2 separate regions of the Mus musculus genome follow, and region 1 is linked to region 2. Evidence: chromatin contacts called from ENCODE Hi-C or POLR2A ChIA-PET data. All regions are on one chromosome and are shown on one strand. Each heading gives the region's core, a stretch centred on a gene start or an enhancer-like site at or near the end of the contact. The rest is flanking DNA. Distances are from core to core; before and after follow the strand shown.

Region 1 (2,749 bases), core at 164-2,663, 780 kb after region 2:
GACCCCTCTCGCTGTCTACTCCAACCAGGAATGATAGTGTTTCCTGCATTCCTGTACATAGAGCTCCCTAGACCTGGGAGACAAGTCCCAGAGGAAGGGCTCACCCTCAGACTGTCTGATAGTAGGTGCCTGGCAGGGAGTGGCAGGGGGTCCAAATGAAAGCAGTGTGTGACATTCATCCCTCATTTACTGCAGGTCAAACACTGGAGTAGATACTGGGAATGCAGTAGTGAAAAAAAAAAAAAAAAAAAACCGACCCAACCTCTGCCCTCGTGGCATTTGCAATTTAAGAATCAACAACATTTAAGCAATCCTTTAACTCTGAAAGAAAACCTGGCCTAGAGGCTGTCTTAGGACCTAGCAACCAGACCCCTGATACAGAAGGGAAGGCGCCACACCAGCCTTGAAGGGTCTTAATCCCCAAAATGCTAGCAAGGCTGGATGCAGCCTTGAATTAGGGGGGGCCTCTCTGGACATCTGAATCATCCCCGAGACGCAAAGGTTATTACCAGGGTTAGTTTGTTGTCTCTTGTTTTGCAAACAGCACAACAGAGCTCCCCCACCCCCACCCCGCCCTCCAGATCAAGGCTATTTATTCCTAGTGACAAGCCTGAGGATCCCAAGGGGGGTGGCCTCAAGGACCTGGATGGGCCTCGTGTCCCTGGCAGACACTAGTCCTCCCTTCCCGGAATAGGGTAGAAGCTGGAGGATCAAAAACTGCACAAGTTCCCTCCCTTCTTAACCACCCCTGCCTGCACCAACCACTCGCACTGTTCACACACCCTCTCGAGAAACCCAAAGCCAGGGAGGCCGAGGATTAGGGTCTCCCTGAGCCTCAAAGGTCAAAACTATTCCTGGGCACTATAGAAACCTCAGTGCCAGGGCACAGTTGAGGATGGGGAGGTTGTTGCCTGTGCTTTCGCCAGTCGCTTATAGAATAAAGCCCTTTGAAATTGAGGAGGATAAAGGCTCGCTCTCTTTAGCCCAAGTTTCTAGAAAAAAAAAAAAAACCTTGATCTCCGCTGGTAAGGCAGAATCAAAACCACGCCTCCAGCCGGCTGGATTAAGGCCTCCTTCCCAAGCTAAGGTTTAGTGTAACATCTGGGGATGAGCTAGAGGGAAAAGAGGAAGGGAGGTCTGGTCTCCAGATGGACTCTAGCTAGTCCTAGGAGCTCTGCACCCCTGGCCTGAGATCGCTTCCAGCCGTCCCCCGGGGTCCGAAGGGCGCAGGAGGCGGGTTAAGCTGCAGGGGGCGAGCAAGGAGTGGTCGAGGAGGTCAGAGCACCAGGTTCGACTGGGCTGGGCTCGCCGCAGGCAGGAGGGGGCGGGGTCTGGCCCTTGCGGGCGGGTTGGGGGCCCGGGGGCGGGGTCCGGGCGGGGCGGGCCCGAGCACTTCCTCGGAGGCTTAGGGCCGCGCGCCCACTCGCCCACACAGTCAGTCGCAGCCGGCTACCTCGCCGCTGCTCTCTCGGCCCCCCTCCGCCTGGCCCACAGGTAGGAGCCGCCGGGCGATCGGCTCCCGCCCCACCCACGCCGCGCGCGCCCAGCTCCCGCGCCCGCTTCGAGGTGAGAGTCCCCCGCCCCAGCTGCGCTCGGACCAGGGTCGCTCTCTGGGCCCCTCACCCCTGTCTTCTGCTGGGGCATCCCGAATTCGGGACCCCACGCGCCTGCACGGACCCCACCGCTCCGCGCCTCCCGGCCGGGCGGGGACCGCCAGAGTTGCAAGGGGTGGGGACCAAGTTTGAACTAGAAAAGCTACAGAGATCAGCAGGGTTGGAGAAACTGAGGCTCTTAGGGAGCCTGGTAGAACAGACAAGGACGCGCGCCCCAGGAGGCTACCGGGACCACTCCAACGAGGGCAGAGAATGGCCGGATGAACTTCTCGAGGCACGGCGGGGACCCGGGTTCTGGGGAGCATTTTAAGAAGCAAATGTATGGCCCCAGGGAACTCATTGCTAGCACCCTTCCCAGGGCCTTGGAGGGCCCCGAGGCTGGAGCTTGTTAGACTAGCGCTAAATCTGCCTCCCGGAGGCCTAAAGAGACTCTCAGGTCAGAGACATAGAGACGTCGAGAGAGACCAAGACTTGGATATGAACAGGGATAGAGATCCCCAGAGTGGAGGCCCTACTGGGACACAGCTCCAGAGATACAGGAACACCTTCACCCAAACACAAAGACGGGTACTGACTAAGCTCAAGGGTACTGAGAGGTACGGAGTGGAGGCTAGAGTTCGCTGAGGAGAGACACCTAGTGTGTTCACTGACAGCTGCCCCAGGCTTGAAAGGGTGGAGGCAAGGCTAGGGGGAAATTGACTCTTAGCCAGCCCATCCCCCAGGAGGCAGAGGACCTGAGGCTGTAAAGCTGAGCTGAAGAGAGAGAGAGAGCCCCATACACACACAGCCACTAAGACAGCGCCAACTTATTTTTAAACTCAAATCTTGGACGCTCTGCTTCAGCCCTAGGGGACTCTGGGGTGAATGAAATGTCCCTCTCCTGTTCTCGGAGCAGCTGCAGGATCTGCTCCCTTCGCCCTAAACTGCTTTGACTTCCAGGCCCTGTGGGGAAGAGGGGCAGTGGAGAGTTTGGGATTGGTGCCTGGTTGGGGGGGGGCTCTAATTTCTCCCCTAAGTCTCTTGTCAAGGGGGAGGGGTCTTCTCTGAGTTACAGCTGTGGGGTCTGGCCAGGGTCCTCCTGGACTTGGGATGGGCGGGGGGGGGGGGTTGCGGGAGGCGGGGAAGGGGGATATACT
Region 2 (2,893 bases), core at 248-2,747:
CTAGCTAAGGCTGTCAAGGATGTGTAGAGTGGGCTGACTTAGAACTTTTTGGGGGGAATTCTACACCTGCCTCAGATGTACTGAGATTTACGGATGTGGGCCATCATATCATGCCTGGCAAAGACACAATTTCATTTTTCATTGTACTGGTTATTATAATTAATGCAGAGATAATATAAAGTACATGGAGTGTGCATAGGTTCACATGTAAATAGCCTATACTAGGAATCTGACCGTCTTCCAGTCGGTTAATCGGATTAAGGGTGTCCTGAAAGCATTCTCCCATTGATACTGAGAGACACACGCATATTTAAGTGCATTCTGCCTGTCTATTAGGTACTGTGGAGTTGATATTTTTTAGGTGAGGTTGTGACGGCCTACTAGAGCTTACTTTTCTCTCTACAGTCAGATCAGTCTGTCTGAGTAGGAGATGAGACTATGTGGTAGAATTTTCCCTAGCATGCGCAAAAGACCCCGAATTTCATCCTTAGCCCTGCAAACAACAGTCACTTTGTAAAACCAGAAGCCCTATCCCTACCCCAACTCCTTTTGAGTGTACACGGCTGTATTTTAAGGGTTGTCAAATTTCCACTTCTGGGAGTCCGAGACATTTACAACTTTCTGAAACATACTTTGGCAGTAATCATTTGCCTTCATTAGCCCTAATTCCTCTAGTCTCTAATCACAAAGAAGTCAAGTACTCAGTTGCTGGATGGGTTACTGGAGGGGCACTAGGTGGGCGTGAAGATGGAGTCGGTAGAATATAAGGGCAGCAGTATCCTATCAGCGATCTGCTTACGGAATTAGAAGATGTTTTAGCATGCTCGTATCTGTTTTCCTTATCGGGTTCCAGGTACCAGCATAGGCAAGTTATCACTGAGATTCCTAATTGCCTTTCGCACGTGCCGAATCTATAGGTCTGGACTGGCTCACACACGACCTCCGGTGGACTCACCCAATTCCAGAGCAATTCATCTATCCTCATGGCCTTTTCCCATAAAATCTGTACTGAGTCAACTTACACAGAAGTCCAATCTCTGTTCAGCTTCAAGCAACTTGAGGGCATGGAGGGGCAATTCAGTTTCCAGTGCCTTCCTGGTACCCAGGACCTGACAAGCATCACTAAATACTGGCAGGGCAGCTGCAACAAGGGAGGGGGGCACAAAGAATTCTTACCCAGACGCCTAGAAGCTTCCCTGCGTTGCTCTCGGAGCCCGGAAGAAGGCGGGGAGCGGGGAGCAGCCCAGCGCGCGCATGGAAGGCCGAGGTGCGTTGCGGGCTGTGCCCCCAGGGCGAAGGCCCGGAGGCCGACGAGAGGCGCGGCCAGGCCGAACTCCTCGTGACGCCTCCCCCCCTTCTGCCGCTGCTAGTCAGGTGATTCCGGGCACGTGATAGTACCACTTACCCTGTTGTCCCAGAGTGGCAGCCCGCCCAGCCAATAATAAACCGAAGCTTGGCGGCGGCCCAATCGGAGCTGGGCTTATGGGCGGGCCCTGCGGCGGCTACTGCCGGGGGCGGCGGCAACAGCGGCGGCCTGGGGAGGCGGCGGCCTAACCTGGCCTGGCCTGTCAGGGCGCGGGCGGTGGTGGTCCAGCACCATGTCCCTGCAGTACGGGGCGGAGGAGACGCCCCTGGCCGGCAGTTACGGCGCAGCCGACTCGTTCCCCAAGGACTTCGGCTACGGCGTGGAGGAGGAGGAAGAGGAGGCAGCGGCGGGTGGCGGCGGAGGCGCGGGGGCCGGCGGCGGCTGCGGCCCGGGCGGCGCTGACAGCTCCAAGCCGAGGATCCTGCTTATGGGGCTCCGGCGCAGCGGCAAATCCTCCATCCAGAAGGTGAGCGCCCCGCAGCCGCCGCCTGCCCTTGGTTTTGCCCGGCCCACGGCGCTCAGGTGGCGGGTGCCCAGGAGGCCTGAGAGGGTGGAGGCCTGGCGCTGCGTCCCCGGGCACTGTCCACACCTGCGAGCGCAGAGCCTGGGCGCGGTTCGCCCAGGGTCCCCGACCTGGGCCTCCGAGGGTCGAGGGGGGCCAGGAGGCGACGCTGGCTGGAGGGAGGAGGCAGGTGCCGGTCACCGCCCTAGAACTCCTCCCTTCTGGTCGCTGCCCTTGTGGCGTTGACGAAACCGACCCGTCGTCCCCGGTTCTCACGCGGAGAACTTGGTGAGCGTGCTGTCCCGCCGCATCTCACTTAGGTGACAGGAGTTTTCAGGGATCTCCTCCCAGCCTCTGGACCGTAGCGGCGCCTGAAAGTGTTGTGGCGAAGACACTGGGCATCTCAGTGTTTGTTGTCAGTCTGTTGGAGACTTCTGTAAAAACATTTTTTGGGGGGGGGGGCGGGGGGGGGGACTCTATCGCTACACCTACTTTATTTAGAACTTGTAGCCCTGTGGTTGCAGTTACAGGTGACAGTCCCCAGTAGCTGGTCACAGCGATCTTTGGAGACGGTTTTGCAGGCGGACAGACATCAGTGCATTTGTTTTCACTTGGGTCCGTCGTGAACGAATAGAATGAATGCCTAAGGCTTTGTATTTTTAGGGAAATAGAGGCAGGGTTGATTTCTTTCAATCAGCCATTCCCATTACAAACAGAGCGAACTTCTGGTAAAACTACGGTCACAGACAACCATGCTTTCCCCATTTCCACTCTGACACAAAGGTCTGTCCAAACAGAAATCTCTGGTATTTTGTAGGGGTGGTGTTTTTAAAAAGCAACATCGCTGCCTACCCCCACATCTTCCGCCCCTGCACTTGCTGGACAACTGTTTTATTTTCTCACGTCTGTGTCAAAGTTAGACCTTTGGGGGGAGTGCTTATGCTAAGTAACTACCACTTGAAACCTATGAGAACTTTTTCTCTCTTCCAAGTTAACACTGAGAGACAAATTTGCTGTATGTTAGG

The links. A loop is a pair of places that touch in the nucleus more often than their neighbours do. ChIA-PET counts read pairs that join two places held with the same protein, here RNA polymerase II (POLR2A).
Region 1: a loop to region 2 is called in a map of T-helper 17 cell, with 4 times the contacts of the local background. The contact joins the promoter of Fhl3 here to the promoter of Rragc in region 2. A Hi-C loop is called at or near these places in 2 of 37 maps with a recorded cell type or tissue (T-helper 17 cell and regulatory T cell). POLR2A ChIA-PET finds 5 or more read pairs at or near these places in 1 of 5 experiments (Patski).

Annotation. Positions count from the first base shown.
Region 1 is chr4:124,699,286-124,702,034 of GRCm38, forward strand. Fhl3 (four and a half LIM domains 3) reads left to right here and starts at 1,414. Exons shown (of 6, transcript NM_010213.3): 1 at 1,414-1,566.
Region 2 is chr4:123,915,936-123,918,828 of GRCm38, forward strand. It overlaps Rragc (Ras-related GTP binding C), which reads left to right and starts at 1,498. Exons shown (of 7, transcript NM_017475.2): 1 at 1,498-1,832. The coding sequence starts at 1,599. It also overlaps D130007C19Rik.